Regions from separate parts of the Mus musculus genome. Here region 1 is linked to region 2. The links are chromatin loops, found by intact Hi-C in ENCODE. Cell type or tissue: heart. All regions are shown on one strand. Links, peaks and the distances in the headings refer to the core of each region. The heading gives the core; the rest is flanking DNA. Region 1 has its middle 6.3 kb from the start of Arhgap28. Region 2 overlaps Arhgap28 (Rho GTPase activating protein 28).

Region 1 (9,762 bases), core at 1,152-9,151, 120 kb after region 2:
TGACACAAGCTGAGGTCATCTGCGGGGAAGGAGCCTCAATTAAGAAAATGCCTCCATAAGAATCAGGCTGTAGGCAAGCCTGTAGAGTGTTTTCTTAACTAGGGACTGGGGGAGTGGGGGTAGCCCATTGTGAGTGGTGCTGGCACTGGGAAGGTGGCCCTAGGTTCTAAAGAAGGCATGCTGAAGAAGCCGTGGTGAGCAAGCTAGAGAGCAGCACCCCTCCATGGCCTCTGCCTCAGCTCCTGCCTCCAGGTTCCTGCCCTGCTTGAGTTCCTGCCCTCACTGCTTTTGATGAAGAACTGTGAACTGGAACTGGGAGGGAAATTAACCCTTTCCTCCCCAAGTTGCTTTTGCTCATGGTGTTTCATTCCAGTAATAGTAACCCTACCTAGGTCAGAAGGCTTGGTGATGAATGAATGAATGGATGAATGAATGAATGAAATGAATGGCTGGAATACAAGTGGATTGGTAAAGTAGATAGTACTCTTCAGGGTAGTGGTTCTTAGCTTTCAAGCTAGCCAAGGGATTTTTCCAAGTGACTCATATTGCTTCATAGCACTGAATCGAGCAACAAAAACAAGTTCTCTGTGTACTTCCATTTTTTGTGTGTGAGCTACAAAGTACAGCTTTTGTCAGCATCCTTGAGTTTTCAGGTTGCAAAAAGATGCCAGACTGCACATGTTGTGTGGCACAATGTGTTACTCAAGCTCCTTCCATTAACCCTTCAGATTGTCCGACCTGATGTGACTTATAGTCTCTAAGGGCTGGATCGGGTCATCTGTAACACAAGAGAGAAACCAGCAGGAAATCTAGAGAGATGGGGAGAAAGGTTGTGTGCACCAATCCTCGGTCTGATTTGCTACAGGGAGGGGGTGTTTCTTCTCTCTGAAGCTGTGACCTTGATGGTAGCTGTATGCTGCTCTCTGGAGTCTAGTAACCACTACTTGGTAGACAGACCTAGGGGTGGTGATGGCTAAGTGTTCCTGAATCACGACATACTTCTTCCTTTACTATGGGTACAACTTTAGAGACAGTCCCTCTCTTGCTAAGCTGTCCTTATCACCTGTGCTGCATGATCCTTCCATCAAGACATCGGCCTGCCGGAGAATCTTTGTGGGGCAGAATCCCTTAAGTGAAACTGCTGATGTGGCCGCACTGGAATAGTCCTGCTTTCCACTAAAGACAAAAATTGGTCTGTACAAGTGTTTTCTCAGTGAATAATTTTCAGCCTAAACAAGTTTAGTAATATAGACACCATGAAATCCATTTGGGGGCCTGAGCTCTGAGGTGGGACACCTGTCTGGCATGTGGCTCATGACCCTGAGTTTGATTCTAATTGATCCTCAGGATTGAAAGAGAAGAGGTGGGGACAAGGGTTGAAAACAAAAAGACCTTCAGGCTAGGGATGACAGCTTAGGGCAGTGACAACTCGCCGGGTTGTGGAGTGAGTCCACACGAGGACCTTCGGGAAGATAAAGTTATCTGGACAGTGGACCATGGGCATTCGTTCTGAAATAGGACTTCCTGTTTGTTGGAGACAGGGTAAATGGAAGCAAGTTTGAGTTTCCTGTGCCAAGTACTGGGCTTAGAATCAGGAAACATGGGTGTCCACACCAGCCCAACACCGGCAAAACATGGGGCTCCGAGCAACATGCTAGTTTGTAGACCTGTTTCTGCACATTTGAAAGAAAGGAACTTACCTTGCATCAGGGTTCTATTCTGCTGTAGATGTCAAAACATCAGCCCACAGATGCTTCAGCGAGTGTTCTCAGCACCAAGTTACATCCGGACTGTGGACCCCAGGCCAGGATAAAGCATCGCTCAACCTTATTCCGGGATTTCTGAGGTCTGAATCCAGGCTCTTAAGTGTTAACAGAAAAGGTTTCCTGAGATGTAAAATGCACACTTCCTTACTTGATGTAAATAAGTAGGGCTTAATTTATGTTTCCTTGTGTAACTTCTCATAAACCTACTTAGTATGCTAAAGGTTATATACCACTAACATAAAAATAATTAAGTGGTAATTACATTTATTTTTTTGGACACATAGTTATTTCTGTATAGGGGTATGTATAATTTATTCTCATTATCTGCTCTTAGAATGCATTGAGGATTAACAGGGTTTTTTTTTTTTTTTTTTTTTTTTTGTATTTATTGTAGCTCTGTCAATAGGTGGACATGAAGAGCCATCAGAGATCTGCAGAATATGGGGACCCTGGGTGCAACAAGACTCCACTTATTCAATGAACAGAAGAGAACAGTCAAAAAGGCCAGAGATTCAAGTCTGGGTCTGGATAATAGGATTGCCACTTACTGATGAGACTGTTCTCATTCCTCATTTGAAATGTGAGAACTGACCAAAATTGGTAGAAAAGCAAAGAGCTTATCTTTTAAAACTTCTGTTACACTAGTAAACGTAACTGTGCTGGCCAGTCGGATGTCAGCTTGACACAACCTAGAGTTATCTGAAAGGAGGGAACCTAAATAGAGAAAATGCCTCCATGAGATCCAGCTATAGAGCATTTTCTTAATTAATGATTGATGGCGAAGGGCTCAGCCCACAGTAGGTGGCACCATCCGTATGCTGATGGTCCTGGGACCTATAAGAAAGAAGGCTGAGCAATGCATGAGAACAAACCAGTAAGTTCCACTTCTCCATGGCCTCTGCATCAGCTCCTGCCTCCAGGATTCTGCCCTGTTTGAGTTCCTGTCCTGACTTTCTTTTATGATGAACAGTGCTGTGGAAGTGTAAGCCAAATAAACCCTTTCCTCCCCAACTTCCTTTTCTGCCACGGTGTTTCCTCACAGCAATACAAACCCTAACTAAGACAGTATCATACACACTTGATAAATGCGCATTCACTTCCTTCTCTCTTATTATTCCAGTCACTGGGGTCTCCCTTTCAAGCCTTCCAGAAGTATCCTTGGAGTCCAAACATCAGTGAATAGCAGGGTGCCCCAGCTTTGACGATTCCAAGGTATAGAGACAACCCAGCATGTCCAGTTCTATAAGGAAATGGAGGAAAACAGGACATTTAATGAAAACCTTCACATGGACAAAAGGGACGTGCCCCTCTTGGCCTTACTGCCTATCTGACAGAAGTGCTGCTTGGATAGTCATCTAGTGCCCTGATCTTCAGGAAATGAAGACCCAGTTGTAATGCAGAGAGAGGGTCCTGGCCATGCTCACTTCACCTCACTGGGACCCCAAATCCTCTGGAAAGACTGAAACAGATGAGTTCGCAAACATGTTTAGATGGAGAAGAAACACTTTAATAAAACAAGTTTGTTTTTGTTGTTGTTGCTTATTTTTGTTCCTAAGACACTACCTGGTATCCTAGGCTGGCTTTGTTAAACTTTCAACGTACACCCTGAACTTGTGACCCTCCAGTGCCGCCAGGATTATAGGCATGTACCAGCATGCTCAGGCATGTGCTGCTGGGGTCGAATCCAGTGTTTCATCAAACACTCTACCATTTAATATATGCCCCTCCAGCCCAAGACAAGTATTTTTTAAAGTATCTAAAAGGTGTGTAAATTCTACATCCTCTGTTAAGATAATGAATCCTAAACGGTTCCTCTTAATTATTTCTAAACATTGATTGTCACTACTCAAATCATACAACTTTCTTTTTCTGAATATTCTCACAATGACATAATTTTACGAGCACTCTGACTTTCTCTATTACTTCCTTGGCATCTGTTTCTAAAGAGAGATTGGAGCTATTTTTCTTCATTAACCATTCTGGGCTCTATGATCAATCTGGTAATTGGGTTAAGCAGATTATATCACCATGAGAGCCAGTCAGCCAAGTCACAATGAGTTATTTATGTGACGGACATAACTGAGTCACATAAGGGACTTCTGCAAATAAATTGAATCATTATTGATTGGAAATAAATCACTCCTAATAGACCCAGGCTGGTGGGGGAGGAAATATCGGCCATAGACATGGCTAAAGAAATAACTCATCAAAGAATGCATTTCCCGGGGCTGGGGGAATGGTGCCACAGAGAGTGTGCCACAGTAGCAGACAGACCTGCTATTGCATTCCCAGTGTCCATGTAAAAAGCTGGTGTGGTGGAACACCTCCTCAATCCAAATCCTGTGGAGACAAAGTCAGGAAGATCCCTGGGGCTCAGGAGCCAGTTACCTTAGCTGAATTGATGAGCTCCACATTCAGTGAGAGACCCTGTCTCAAACCATAAAGTATGTAGTGATGGAAGATACTCTGATCTCTGCACACCTGTACACACACATGTATATTCACCCACATGCACTCATACTGGTATACATGCACACACACACACACACACACACTACTATCACCACCACCACTCATGGGAGGAATTTTAGCATTTCATCTAGAGAAATCGTTTGTCAGTTCTATATTTGTCATGCTATACGTCGTTCAATAGGACCCCAGTTAGATCCCTAGCACCCACAGGGTAGCTCACAACCATCTGTAACTTCAGTTCCAGGGATCTGACCCCATCTTCTGGCCTCTTCAGAAACTGCATGCAGGTGGTACACAGACCTACATAGAGGCAAAATTAAAAATAAAATTAAACCTTTAAGAAATCATCCAAAGGGCTAGAGAGATGGCTCAGCAGTTAAGAGCACTGGCTGCTCTTTCAGAGGTCCTGAGTTCAATTCCCAGCAACCACATGGTGGCTCACAACCATCCGAAATAGGATCTGGCGCCCTCTTCTGACCTGCAGGTGTACGTGCAGCAGAACACTCACTCATACATTTAATAAATAATTTAAAAAAACAAAAAGAGGGTGAGAAAAGAAGTCATTCTAAAAGATGAATGACAGGTTTTTTAAAATTGTTAATTAGACGTCGGCAGTTGGAGACATTAGAATAAAGGCACTATAGTGTAGACTGGGAAAAGGTCCCAGAAAAGATCTAAGAAGGCCGCTTTGCTGGATAATTCAAAGTGGAGAGCAAAGAGTATTAAAGTTAAGAAAACAGGCATTTTTCTGACCCTGGGTGAATCTGAGCCTTGGAAGAGCTTTAAACTTTATCCTGAGTTCCTGACAGGAAATCTGCCAGGGTCCCAGGCTGGGCAAATTAGAATCTACTTGACTTTTGATAGCCGGTCTGACCCCTGGAGTTTGCATTTAATAATCCTTACTCCTCTGACCCACAGCTCCGATGCTCCCCACCTGTGATGGTTTGTATATGCTCCGCCCAGGGAGTGGTTGAGTAGGCGTGGTCTTTTTGGAGTAGGCGTGGCACTGTGGGTGTGGGCTTTCAGAGCCTCATGCTAGCTGTCTAGGGGCCAGTATTCTGCTAGCAGCCTTCAGATGAAGATGGAGAGCTCTCAGCTCCTTCTGCACCATGCCCGCCTGGATGCTGCCATGTTCCCACCTTGATGATAATGAACGGAACCTATGAAACTGTAAGCCAGCCCCAATTAAATGTTGTCCTTATAAGAGTTGCCTTGGTCATGGTGTCTGTTCACAGCAGTAAAACCCTAAGACACCACTCTCCTTCAGAGCAGAGTGAATGCAGGGAAAGAATAAAGACTACTGCCAGCATCCAGAAGCTGAGAGAAAGACCATGATGAGATTCAGCAGCTGTTGACAATAGCTTCCATAGCTGTGTGAATAAGGATTCACACAGATGTCTGGAGTTAGAGCTGGGAAATGGATTTAGGCAGTCCCTCTCTCTGTTGCTAGCTCATTGTAAGAGGTCTGTTGCCCGACTGCTTAGCAGCAACCCTGAGTGTGATAGATATCCTGACCTAGAACGAAATGTGATATGGATGTAGGAGCTGGTATGGGAGTGGCTTCAGGATAGATGCAGCATGCACTTTGGCCAACAGAAAGCCAAGGCTCATTATGAGAGTTCCTGGGTTGCAGCCACAGAAACCTGGCTAATTAAGACAGGAAAGAATGTTTCAGAAATACCCAGGGGATAGCAGAGATTTGAAGGTCGCAGCTGGAAAAAAAAAAAAAGAAGAAGAAGAAGAAGAAGAAGAAGAAGAAGAAGAAGAAGAAGAAGAAGAAGAAGAAGAAGAAGAAGAAGAAAGCAATGCCAGAAGACAGTCATGCTGGCTGTTTCTTACAAAATCCATGGATTCTAAATTTCCCTGCCTTCTTCTCAGGATACAGGGACTAAGAACCTTGCATCATATAAACACTGTGCTTGGGCCACAAACTTATCCTCCACTTGGCAGTTGCTGAGTGTGGAGACACTCGGTCCTAACAGACCAGCTGCTTACTGTCCAAGTAAGGTACTACCCAAGATCACACAGATGACAGAGGACATCTGGTGCTCCCACATACCACCGATCTAGATGCCACCGATCTGGTGTTTACTGGAACAGGATTTGGTGACACCTCAGGCAGTGAGGATCAGCCTGGCACCACTGGCAAAGAGGCCCTTTCACGTGGGTGATGGTGTCGAGGTCTGGGAAGAGAGCTGTGCTGTAGAAAGTCCTGCTCGGAGAAAAGAGAGCCAGGTCCACTTTCAAGTTTTGTCTGAATGGAGCCCTGAAGAATAGTAAGAGTGCTATATTCCTGACAGTGTTTGTAAATCAAGCGATCCTGGAGTTTTAAAATAAGAAAAGGAGGGTTCCAATCTATATCATCGAACTCAGACCTCAAGCACGGTACAGAGGACACCATTCAGTAATATTTCCATGACAGGAATGGAGTCTCTTGGTCCTGGAGAATTGAAAGTGTAATTTGAAAGCATGTTTCTCCAAGGGATGTTTAAGGCCGTGTGGTGGAGGGAATGAAGGCTTGGATGAGGACAGACAAAGGAGAGAGCACCACTTCTTTACCAGAGACTTTGTGATGCTGTCTCTTTTATCTGTAACAAAGAACAATAGGATTCTTCTCATACATTATATATAAGGTTCAACAAACACTTCCATTTTCACTATAGTTATACATCTAAGAAGTTATTCTTGTAACTGTGATTTTGTTAGAAATACCCAAGAAAGATTCCAGGGGGAATTTAACAAGCCCCAAATACCATGAGTCCAACAGTAAGGGGTTTTTAGTGTCCTCCAGAGGCTAACTATTCCTACTGTGAAATGTGTTAACAGAAGCCATCTTCTGACATAGAGCAACAACAAGAAATAACAGGAAATAGAGGCTTGTCTGTCACATAGGACACTGCAGAGTGGCATACCTGGTTAGTATGCATTGCCATCCAGCCCAGTTGGCCACGGTATGGTTGTGGCCCCGAAGAGACATCCCCACTAACAATGCTGGTGTTCCAACTCATCATTTGCAGTTGGGGTTCTCAGAGGCTTCTGGGATTAGCACAGCATCCGGTACGGAGAAGACTAATGGAGCCAGCCCCCCAGTCGCTAAAGCAACCCAGTGTCAGTCCAGTACACTTCTATACCTGTAAACAAGAGCACACCTTAGGCACTGTTGTTACTATGAAATAGGATCACAAGGCCAGTCCTTCCTGTGTCTCAGACATCCTAGACAGCGTTGCCCAGCGGTCTTGGTCTTAAGAGAAGAGAAGGTTGAGGGACCTTGAAGACAGACTTGTCATGCTAAATGTCACTGTAGCTGTAGAACTGAACCTTCAAGTCTAGGAGAGGACAATTGCTTTCTCACCTGTGAGCCATGAGCCTGTGAGCCTGTGGTTCTCTTAAACGGTCTCTTTGTGAGGCTTCCCTAGAGAACCCATGCTGAAGCCCCCCACTCAGGGTATAATTTCCTGTTGAAAACTACAACCGAGAAAGTAATCACGGTATATTTTGTTCTGGTTGCAACTTCATACACTAGAGCGGTGTTTGGCATATACGATCTCAAGACACAAACTTATACATTTAGGTTTAATAAGAGAATCAGGAATGAGTACGTTCATAAATGAGCAGAGCACCACAGAAAGCTGTATATGTTATCTCTCAATCTTGATCCTATAGTTGATACTTAGGTTTTCCAGTCAACAGCTGCATCCAAATATTCCACCCAGGAAGGCCCCAGCACCACCAAGCACAGCCTTCTTTATCAGAACCATTGGAGCAAGAAATCAGAAGTTTCCAGACTTCCTATCTGAGGCAGGGGGATTTTGAGTTAGACACTGGCCCCGGGCTAGATAGCAAGACCTTGTCAAAATGAAAGAGACAGAGAGATGGGGGTGGGGGAGAAAGGAAAACCAGCTGCAGGAGGAAAAACTTATACGAGATCTAAATGACTGCTGGAAAATTGTTACCAGTAGAATCACCTTCACAGTCCTATTTTCTTTGGACAAGATTTGCAATCTGCAGGTAACAGGTTTTCTCTAATTTAGGAAATGCAGCCTTTCTCCCATCAGCTGCTGAGATGAATACAGAACAAAGGGGCTCTGGGCTCTCTGAAGTGTTGCTGTGAAAGCCCTCATAATTCCCTCTCGGATAGCTCATCATCTTAAGCATCTTCTCAGTCACTTTGGAGAATTTTTTTTTTTTTTTTAAATTGCCAGATCTCAAGTGACCGTTGCTTCCCACAAGTGATAGTTTCATCAAATCCAACCTGAGGTTCATCCCATTTATATAAGGGCAAAAAACTGTCAAGTTTTTAGGAAGCACACTGTCACAATTTTTAACGATCATCATCTTGCATCCAGACTTTCAAAGCAGGGTATAAATCCAAACTCACTTATCCCCACCCAGTTAGAATGAGAAAATGGGAGAAGACATCATAATTACAAATGCTGTAACTAGTGTCGTATACCTAGTACATCATCAAACACAATGTGGTATCCTTTACTTCTTATTTAGTTCTTGATGTTGGAGAGATTATCCTGAATGACTAAGAGGTATGTAAGTTCCTGGACCCTGGTGTCAGATGACCTGAGTGAGATAACACCCCAACTTTTTCCTAGGTTTATACCTTTGGGTGAGTTAACCTCTCTAGGCCACCATTTTCCCTGAGAAGTGATGAATATAAAAATAACAGTCCTGGGTACCCATGAGACCCCACCTCTGCCTGAGCCTCTAGTGCCTGCTCATGACTGCTGTGGAAGGAGTTATCATTTCTTGAGTTGTATAGCCACTAGGTGATGTCTATAATCACCTAGGAGCTGGGTCTCTGGGCTTGCTTGTGGGCCTGTGTGGAGATATCTTGATTGAGTTAACTGAGGTGAGAAGACCTGCCCACTATGAGCGGCACCATTCCCTAGGTTAGAATCTTGACCAACTCAAAAAGTGTTTTCAGTGCACTCTGCCTGATCCTGGATAAAATGCAAGCATCTGTCTCAAGCTCCTGCTTCTTGACTTCACTAGCATGAAGGAGTACAACCTTTGAGCCCTGGGGTGACTTTTGTCAGGGTATTTGGTCACAGCAACAACAACAAAAAAAAGACAGCAAAGTAATGAAGACAGGTGTCTTCCCACACATTGTGAACATTTGCGAGTAGAAACCTTGGCATCTCAGTGTTGTGTCTTCTTATCCTCAAGGTATAGCAAGCAGATTCTGTGATTGCAACCTGGCTACTTGCCATCTCTGTCTGGACTCCTGGTACAGGGAAAGAAGAAAAGATAATCTTGGGGTGGAGATCTAACAGAGGTTCCACTTTGGCCCAATTATCATCTCTAAGCCTAAGCAATGACCCAGAGAATGCAATATAGAGAAAGCTACTTACTTGCATAGTCCAGACCTCAGACACAAAAGCTCCAGGATGCAGAGATGACTGTGGATTTGTGGACAAGAAAGGACCTAGTTAGGAGAGACACTTCAAAGGGTAAAGAGCTTGCTGCCTAAGCATGAGTAGCTCAGTTCAGATCCCCTACAATCCATGTAAAA
Region 2 (9,762 bases), core at 589-8,588:
ATTATATCATGCATTACATTAGAGCTCATATACATACAAACATGCTTACATGTGATTCATATAACTGCATAAAGACTCACAGAGCTCATGGCCACCTGTGTTTATAGGGCACTTACCAATTCATCAATGATCTTACCAAATACTATGAACCCACAACAGAATTACTCCAAAGCCAGGCACTGCCAGCTGCCTGTCCATGTTCTCTTCTCTTCTTTAAGTGTTTGGATATCATGATTTCATTCTATGATGCTGTCCTCCTAAAGACTCAATGTTACTGTGTGATGCTTATATCTAGCAGGAAGAAAATAAAATTCTATTTGGAGGATTGTTCAGAAAGCTTAATAGATCTTCCTACAACAGAGGGAACCAAGCACTTTGTTGGGACATTTTTGAGAACTCTGGAATCTTGCTATCCTTAAAAACCACAGAAGTAGTATAAGAATGTGCTTTCATTCTAACCCCAGGTGTGGGATGTGGGGCTGCTTCAGACTGTCTGCGGCAGCTGACCATGATTTGCCTCATGCTCTAGCAGAGGCATGGTTTTGCCAGCTGCAGATAATTTCTGCAATTGTGTGACATTTGAAATTCCGAGAACTTCTCGTGCGGTGCATAAATAAAGGGCCCAGAGAGGCAGGGTGGGTGGTTTCTGGAAAGAAATTAGATTCCGAAGTCTCTCTCCCCTCTATCCTTGTTTCTCTCCTAGCTAATGGTAGGGGGTGAACCCAGGGCGGGTAAAGGGTACGATAAAGAAGAATCCACACAGTAGCAAAGGGCAGCTGCCCTTGGTGCTACTCTGGGGACACGGATGTGTTTCCTGGGTATCACATACCCTACAAATCTATGCAATCTCCTCAATTCTAAGGGGAACAGAATTGAAAGATGAATTCTGGCAGATTGATGTTTGGCTGCCATGGCCTTGGCCTTCCAACCTTGAGCCTTTAAAGCCAAAGGTAAAACCTAACCCTGTCAGGACCCAGCTGACTAATAAAAGCATGCTGCTTCAAAACTGAACTTAACAGAAAATACTTGATATTTGTCTTTATGAATCTGGCCTACTTCATATAACACTGTAATCTTCATCTTCCATCTGTTTCCTGTAAAGGACTCACTCAATTCCACATTTTTATGGCTGAATAAAGCCACAATGTATATTTGAATAAGTAACAAATAAACAAAACTGGATGTATGGTTGCATCCCACAAGGGTTTGTATATTCATATCAAGTGGAGGCAAATCTTTTTTTTATCCAATTAAGAAATTAGTACTAGACTGAGAACTTCATAAACTCATAATACTGAGCCATATATTTCATCTCCACCTACGGGAGACTGCAGAGTCACCAGTTTTTGTGATGTATGAAGTGTATTGGCAGCTAAGATTTCTATGTGCAAAGGACGCTGGCTTTGTGGAGCTCATAAAGAATACACTCCAAGACTTTGAAATTTTCTCAAAAAGCCATCATCACCCCAGTAAGAAATAAATATTATATTCTGTGGTTGAATCAACTTTCTGAAAAACGAAACATACTAGACATCACAGCAATCAAAAGCTGTTCTGTCCAATCTTAGAAACTGCAGTTTCCATAAGCCTCCCCACAATGTACCTAGTGGGAAACAAAACAAAACAAAACACCAGTTTGCAAGTGGAGACGCTGCTCATGAGGCAATGCAGGAAGTGGTTCGGGATGAAGAATGAGCACCGCCCCCCCAAGTCTTGTCACTCTCAGATAGAATATATCTTTATAAGGACAGATCTAAGCGGGGCACCATGGTCTGCAGAGGCAGGGGATCAGGATCTCAAAGCCATCCTTAGTGACATAGCACATTTGAGGCCAGCCTGAGCTTTAGAAAATTAGGTCTCTAAAGCAACCAAACAGATCCCAGATGGCACTGGATCCCACACAGTGGTCCACCAACCTTCAGAAGTGGATAGAAATTCCTGGAAAACTAGCTGGTGGTGTTACAGGCATTCTGAGCCAAAGAATCGCATCACACTGCTTTCAACCATAAAAAGAAATCCGTAAATAATCAAACAAGCAAACGAGTCCAGAGAGAAGAACAGAAGGGGCAAGCGAGCGATTCACAGGACAGTGGACGGCAAAGTGCTTCTCAGCGGAGAGGCCACCCAGAGCCATTCCCTGCCTGAGTACTGACAGCCGTCTGCAGCTATGTTTAGTCTGAGAGGCACCCAAGTGAAGTGGGCTACCTTTTGGGGGCAGGTTCTGAGCTGGGGCAGCTTTCCAACACAAGGGTCAAAGCAAACACCACTGCCATGTTATTCTGGATTCCGTGAAAGAGAATGGCAGAATGCAAGCAAAACACCAGTTCTACACAGAGCAGACATCAAGTCATTCTCTTCTCCTTTACAGCACAGAAGTCCCATGGTCAACTTACATGTACACCGAAACAGGAGTGCCCCCTACATCATACATATCCACTTCCATGTGCCTCCAGCACATGCATACACACTCAAGGCTGCCTCCAGCACATGCATACACACTCAAGTGTGCCTCCCACATGGTATTTACCCTTAGAAAACAAGAGAAATGCTATAGGTCTATTGAGGAGAACTAAAGTACTATTGGGTGATAGGAGGAAGTCAACAAAAGACTTGCCCTCAAGTGGTGTGTGGGAACATCACACGTATACATACACTATCAGATTACTTATGCCTTAGTTTGAGTCTCTTCTTCTTCGTTGTTTCAAAGTAAATAAACATTCTCCCCCAAGGTTACCTGATTAGGAAAAAAAATCCTGCAAACTTCCTGATGCCCAACTTCCTTTACCTTACCAAAGACCATTTTTTTATCCCTAGGGATAACTGACATTGTTTCTTCATTCAGACCTGCATCCCAAACTTTTTATGAAAATGACCTGGTATATAACAAAAATCATTTGAATCCTGAGGAAAAAGTTAAAGTGCATTTTCGCACAGAAATGACCTCTCTGATTCTAGTCAGACTCACAGAATTGACCTGTGCAGGCAATCATGGGTTATGAGACATAGCTTCACAGTCATGAAGTCTGAGAGAGACATCCATAAATATGGCTGTATACCCAGTCATACCTGCAGTTAGCCATTTGCCTATCAATATTGAGATCAGATTAAATTCTACAGACGTTGGAAAATGTGCATTTTTCTTTGTAGAAGGCACTGTCAGCTGTCTTCCTAGTCTCCAGTCTTCTGTGTTCATAAACGGTATCTTGATTTTTCTCCCCAGAAGTTCTATGTCTAGTTAAAACAAAAAACAAAAGCCCAGCATCTCAGGTTCCTTTGAAGCTAAGGATGGTGTAGCTCTGAGCCAGGAGGTATCTGGAATTCTCCCAAGAAGGATTTCCAGGGAAGCTGAGATTGGAAGGACAGAGCCATCGATGAAATTCCAGGAACTGCCAGGAACGTGGATACGGTGCCTGCGGTAGCCCATCTGACGTGTCGGCACGTTGGCGAGGGCTGTGAGCGGTGGCAGCATAGAAGCACACAGGGAAGCCAAGTTCCTGGCAAGGAGAGGGACTACCTACCTCCAGCTCCACTTAAAAAGAGAAAAAGTCCTATCTAGTACTTCAGCTCAGCATTTCCAGTGCCATTACATGCAGTGCCATATATGCAGTCCCATGTACACACAAACTATATATAATACAGTACACAAAGGCATACTGCATGACTGTATCTGTAGAGCTGATTACCAGTTAGCTCTGCCTTTTACCTAAATGTTTATCAATTATGAAATTGGGGATAAATTAGATCAATGGCTTCCTCGTTTAAATGTTCTTGAAAAAGAATATTTATTCATGTTTTCCAAACCCTAGAGCAACGGACACCTTTGTGTACAGACCATGTGCTAATCATCCAGAGTGGGCTTGGCAGTTTTTGACTTAGAATATCATGGCTGTACTAAAACAAGAGCCAAACCCTTATTCCTTTATTACAGGACAGTGCTGGAAAACTAATTTACTCCCTATTTAGTGAAATCATAAAATGTATTAGGGCCCATAAAAATCGTTCTTCCTCAGCCGGCCTGACCATGTTTTCTGTTTCCAGCAAAGATTAGAGATTCCTTTGGAAAGGGGTAGAAAAACAAATTAGGTTTTAAAGTAACTAGTGAATCAGTACAAGAGAATTGGATCAAGTGAACAACACATACATATATACACACACATACACACACACACACACACACACACACACACACACACACACACACACATACACACACACACACACACACACACACACACACATACACACACACACACACACACACACACACACACACACACACACACTATTGTCTCCCTCCCCTGCCAATCAAACCCAGCACCAGGAGATACAGTAGCTCTTGAAAGCTTAGATCTGGAAAGCACTCCACATTTCATCAGCAGAAAAAAACTCATAGGAAGTTCCTGGAAGATTAAAAAGAAAAAAAAAAAATTCCTAACGTAGGGAAATTCCCAGCCTGGAAAAAGGCACCACAGAAGACTGAGGAGAGCAATACTGAGCCCCCAAACCTCCAAAATAGCTTAATAATGTTGGAAAATCCTCAACCTGGAAGATGACACAAGAGCCAAAAGAACAGAAGTTAAACGCTTAGCCCCAAACCCTCACATTCAGAAAGAAATTTTACAAAGTTCGGAACACAACCCAATTCAAAACGGTGGTGAAAACAGAAACTCATTTTTCTTGGTAAAGGGTGACACAATGCCTTTCCCTGCTGGAATGCTGAACAGCAAACCCAGGTGACTGTGCCCTTCAATGGCGGTGCCGTGGCTGCTCAGATAAGGAAGTTGTGCCCATGGACGGACGGCAGGACAGCTGAACTATACCTCGGCTGGGGCTTTTTGGCAAATAAGGACAACAGTACAAAAGAGGAAGTTTGCTTTGCCTGTGAAGGAAACAATGTTCTTCAGGCATCTTGTCACTTAGGCGTCGATGTCACATGACTGTAAGAGAAATGTAACAGGTGACACACTTGTCCACCGACAGTCACAGGTCCTTTACATTTCAGCGTTTCGGTGAGAGAGCAGATCCATCCAAGTATGCAAGGAGCAAGCACTACCCAAAGTAAGCACAAGCAATCAATGTCGTCTTCCATCGAGAAGCGCACATCCACAGCCAGGGATGAAAATCGATTTAACAGTAACAATGGAAATGAAAAACAATGACTCTAAAAATAAGCACAGGACCTGGAAGGAAACAGCTCACAGAAAAGCGCAGGCCTTTGGAGTTTAAGCTCTGAGCGGCTGTCCTCACACAGCTAATTGGTCATTGTCGTGGGGGAAGGAGCACAGAGGAGTGCTTCCCTGGCCTGTGTGAGCCCTGAGACGTAATCCCTGTGCACAAAACCAAGGTCACCAAAGGACAGATTACTCTCATGAAAGAGAAATCAAAGGAAGGGAGACTGTCCACAGATAAATGAGTATTAAACTCTGAAAATTCATGGAATTTCAAAGCACAAATTCAACCACGGCCAAATGACTGACTTTCACTAATGAGGTTCATGGGATTTTCAAGAATGCAAAACAAACAATAAACAATAAACAAACAAACAAGCAAACAAATCCCTGGAAATTAAAAGAAAAGAGTCAAGAGACACAGAGATCAGTCCAACCCCAAAGACCTTCCAACAGGTGCTCAGGAGGCCATGCGCCAGCGAAAAGGTTTATATTTGTTTAACTATTTGTTAGTGCTCAAAGTTTTCATTTAATGCAGACATGATAGATATTGCAAAAAATGTGGAGCTGGTACAATTTCAGATCCCAAGAATAAAAATAAAAATGCTTCGACTCCTATTCAATGAAGGAGCAGAGCTCACTGACGTAGCTGTGGCGCCTTCCCAGGGACGGCTCGTGACAGATGGCTGAAGATTGCAATTCTGAAAGAAGGTGAATTTAAGCTTGGAATATGATGTGGAAAACTTTAAGAAATTTAATAGGGTTTGAGTATGTAATTTCAAATTATTCAATGCATATCTTCACTAGTTAAGTACACTGACAAAAGCCATGTTTAAGATCAGTGCAGAACCCAGGGGAAAAATTCCTGAACAGAACAGCAATGGCTTGTGCTGTAAGATCGAGAATCGACAAATGGGACCTAATGAAACTCCAAAGTTTCTGCAAGGCAAAAGACACCGTCAATAAGACAAAAAGACCACCAACAGATTGGGAAAGGATCTTTACCTATCCTAAATCAGATAGGGGACTAATATCCAACATATATAAAGAACTCAAGAAGGTGGACTTCAGAAAATCAAATAACCCCATTAAAAAATGGGGCTCAGAACTGAACAAAGAATTCTCACCTGAGGAATACCGAATGGCAGAGAAGCACTTGAAAAAATGTTCAACATCCTTAATCATCAGGGAAATGCAAATCAAAACAACCCTGAGATTCCACCTCACACCAGTCAGAATGGCTAAGATCAAAAATTCAGGTGACAGCAGATGCTGGCGAGGATGTGGAGAAAGAGGAACACTCCTCCATTGTTGGTGGGAGTGCAGGCTTGTACAACCACTCTGGAAATCAGTCTGGCGGTTCCTCAGAAAACTGGACATAGTACTACCGGAGGATCCAGCAATACCTCTCCTGGGCATATATCCAGAAGATGCCCCAACAGGTAAGAAGGACACATGCTCCACTATGTTCATAGCAGCCTTATTTATAATAGCCAGAAGCTGGAAAGAACCTAGATGCCCCTCAACAGAGGAATGGATACAGAAAATGTGGTACATCTACACAATGGAGTACTACTCAGCTATTAAAAAGAATGAATTTATGAAATTCCTAGCCAAATGGATGGACCTGGAGGGCATCATCCTGAGTGAGGTAACACATTCACAAAGAAACTCACACAATATGTATTCACTGATAAGTGGATATTAGCCCCAAACCTAGGATACCCAAGATATAAGATATAATTTGCTAAACACATGAAACTCAAGGAGAATGAAGACTGAAGTGTGGACACTATGCCCCTCCTTAGATTTGGGAACAAAACACCCATGGAAGGAGTTACAGAGACGGAGTTTGGAGCTGAGATGAAAGGATGGACCATGTAGAGACTGCCATAGCCAGGGATCCACCCCATAATCAGCATCCAAACGCTGACACCATTGCATACACTAGCAAGATTTTATTGAAAGGACGCAGATGTAGCTGTCTCTTGTGAGACTATGCCGGGGCCCAGCAAACACAGAAGTGGATGCTCACAGTCAGCTAATGGATGGATCATAGGGCTCCCAATGGAGGAGCTAGAGAAAGTAGCCAAGGAGCTAAAGGGATCTGCAACCCTATAGGTGGAACAACATTATGAGCTAACCAGTACCCCGGAGCTCTTGACTCTAGCTGCATATATATCAAAAGATGGCCTAGTCGGCCATCACTGGAAAGAGAGGCCCATTGGACTTGCAAACTTTATATGCCCCAGTACAGGGGAATACCAGGGCCAAAAAGGGGGAGTGGGTGGGCAGGGGAGTGGGGGTGGGTGGATATGGGGGACTTTTGGTATAGCATTGGAAATGTAAATGAGTTAAATACCTAATAAAAAATGGAAAAAAAAAATCAGTGCAGAACCTTCTTATGGAACTGAGAGGTTCTGGAACAGTGAGCTGGCTCAGATGTAAAGGCGGCTGTGGCCAAGGCTGACAACTTGAGTTCACTCCCCAGGATCCACATGCTAGGAGAAAATCATGGATGTTGCCCTCTGACCTCTACAAGTACAGCACACCTTAGTACCCACATGCATACAAGTACACTCAAATACACATACAAACACATATGTGCACTTGGGCACACAGACATATAGACACATGCACACGCATGCACACACACACACATAGAAACACACACTCAAGGAAACACACATGTGTGTGCAAAAACACATATGCATGCATTCGGGCACACAGACAGCAGACATACATGTATGCACACGTGCATGCACTCAGATGGGAGGGATATATAATTAAAAAGAAGTGTACTAGAGAAGTGAAATGGAAATAATAGGTGAATATTCAATCGATGTTGGCAAATGACTCCAAAGAAAAAGAGAAAAGAAAAGAGGGAGAAAAGACCAAAGTGAGAAAGAAAAAAGAATGAATGGAAAGAGGGGACACAGAGTCAAAAAACGCAGAGGGAGGGAGGACGAAGGAGGGAGGAGGGAGAATGAAAGGAGGAGGAGGAAAGAGAGGCCAATCAAACCTGGACAGATGCTGAGCAAGGGGATGGGGGGAAACTGGTATTGATGTCATTCAATTAAAACAGGAAGTTGAAAGAGTCCCAGTGCATTCCTTACAAGGTTCCAAGTTTCTTTATTCACAGAAGATGCTTAAATCTTTTAGGGAAAGCATCAGACCATATATACCCGAAAGGTGGTCTTTCAAAGACCAGGTTTGTGTGACCTTCACCTGTCTGATAAGGAACAGCCTGGAGTTTTAAAGCAGCATATTCAATGCTGGGTGGGCTTCTTGGCTCCTCTTTTGTCTGCAGCCCCTTACCCCTTACCTCATCCCTCATTCCCCTTTCTCTCGGAAACTGGGATATACCTGAAGACATAAGGCAGAGAGAAGAAAGGGTTCTGAGGTCTCTTGTGTGTGGTGAACTAGGCACACTGACCTGCCTGGAAGAAACAGTCAATAGCAGGCTGCACCTGAGAGAAAGTAAACTTTCCGCACTGAAAGAGAGATGTCCCTTCAGAGAGGGTCAGAATCAAAGAAGGCGATGGCCACAAAGAGCTCTAGATCTATTTTGTATTGGTGTTAGCTCAGTAGTAAGGTAGTAATTACTTCCATGTCTGTGAGCACATTCTAACTGTAACAATTCAAAGAAGAAACAGTGATTTGGCCCGATGGTTTCAGCCCATCATGGAAGGCAAGGCACTGTGGAATAGTTCAGCTTTGGGTGGTAGAAACACACAGAGAGCCTGTCTGTCTCTTGGTGAACCAGGAAGGGGTAGGAATAATCTTCAAAGGTCTGGCCCTGTGACCTACTTCCACCAACCAGCCCCCTGCCTCCTAAAGGTCCCCAAGACTCCCAACGAATACTGCCAGGTGGAGAACAAGCAGCCAGACAGGAGCCCATGGGTGGCATTTTCCATACAGGATTCAGGATGTGCCCATAGATCCATTCTACGTCACAGTTTGCTCGAGTAGAGCCAAACCTCTGTCTGAAGTAGCTGGAAGTAGATTTGGTAAAGAACGCAGGTAGGCAGAAATGTAAAGACTACTGCAATATGATCCCAGAAACAACCGAAAAGCAACCCAGGGAATTGAACCTATCAGGGCAAATTTTTCATTGGCAGACATCCTTGCCAGGAAGTCTACAGCTAAAGTCCTTCAGGGGACAGAAGCCATCTTTACTCTACTGCTGGAGAAGAAAACAATCCTTCCATCCTGAAAGACACAGACTTCAACGAAGTTGAAAGTTCACATGTCATCGAACTCACAGTGCACAGCAAGGTATATCACCATAATAGATGACAGAAGATTCTAGAACTCTGCTGTTCAAAACATAAGCTACAAGTCATATGTGACTGTTTTGATTTATATCAATTGAAGTTAATAAAATTCAAATTCAGTTAAACTGCCTTTTGCAAATGTGTTGGAGGCTGTCACATTAGACAGAATAGAAATAGACCATCGCTATCATTCTAGAAAGTTCTGAAAGACAGTGTTATTCCAGGGTAATATTATCACAGCTGTATATGTTAACTCAGCATATGCAAGCTCCCTGGCAACTACTGTTTATGATAAATATATCTAAGAAAGAAGGTAC

Evidence for each region. Hi-C counts contacts between places; a loop is a spot of excess contacts. Peaks named below come from ENCODE experiments on the same cell type or tissue, not always from the same donor. Only the 100,000 strongest peaks of a DNase experiment are listed, where the experiment ranks them.
Region 1: it touches region 2 in a loop (2.0-fold over the local background); 6 of 42 quality-filtered maps call a loop at or near these places.

The regions. Positions count from the first base shown.
Region 1 is chr17:68,005,560-68,015,321 of GRCm38, forward strand. No RefSeq gene overlaps it. Among named protein-coding and RNA genes, the nearest start is that of Arhgap28, 6.3 kb to the left of the region's middle. In heart, for the core only: a CTCF peak has its summit at 4,719 (motif pointing left); no DNase peak of the experiment used is centred there.
Region 2 is chr17:67,884,871-67,894,632 of GRCm38, forward strand. The region is part of intron 3 of Arhgap28 (Rho GTPase activating protein 28); the gene reads right to left. Among named protein-coding and RNA genes, the nearest start is that of Arhgap28, 110 kb to the right of the region's middle. In heart, for the core only: no CTCF peak of the experiment used is centred there; DNase peaks (open chromatin) are centred at 4,871 and 5,191.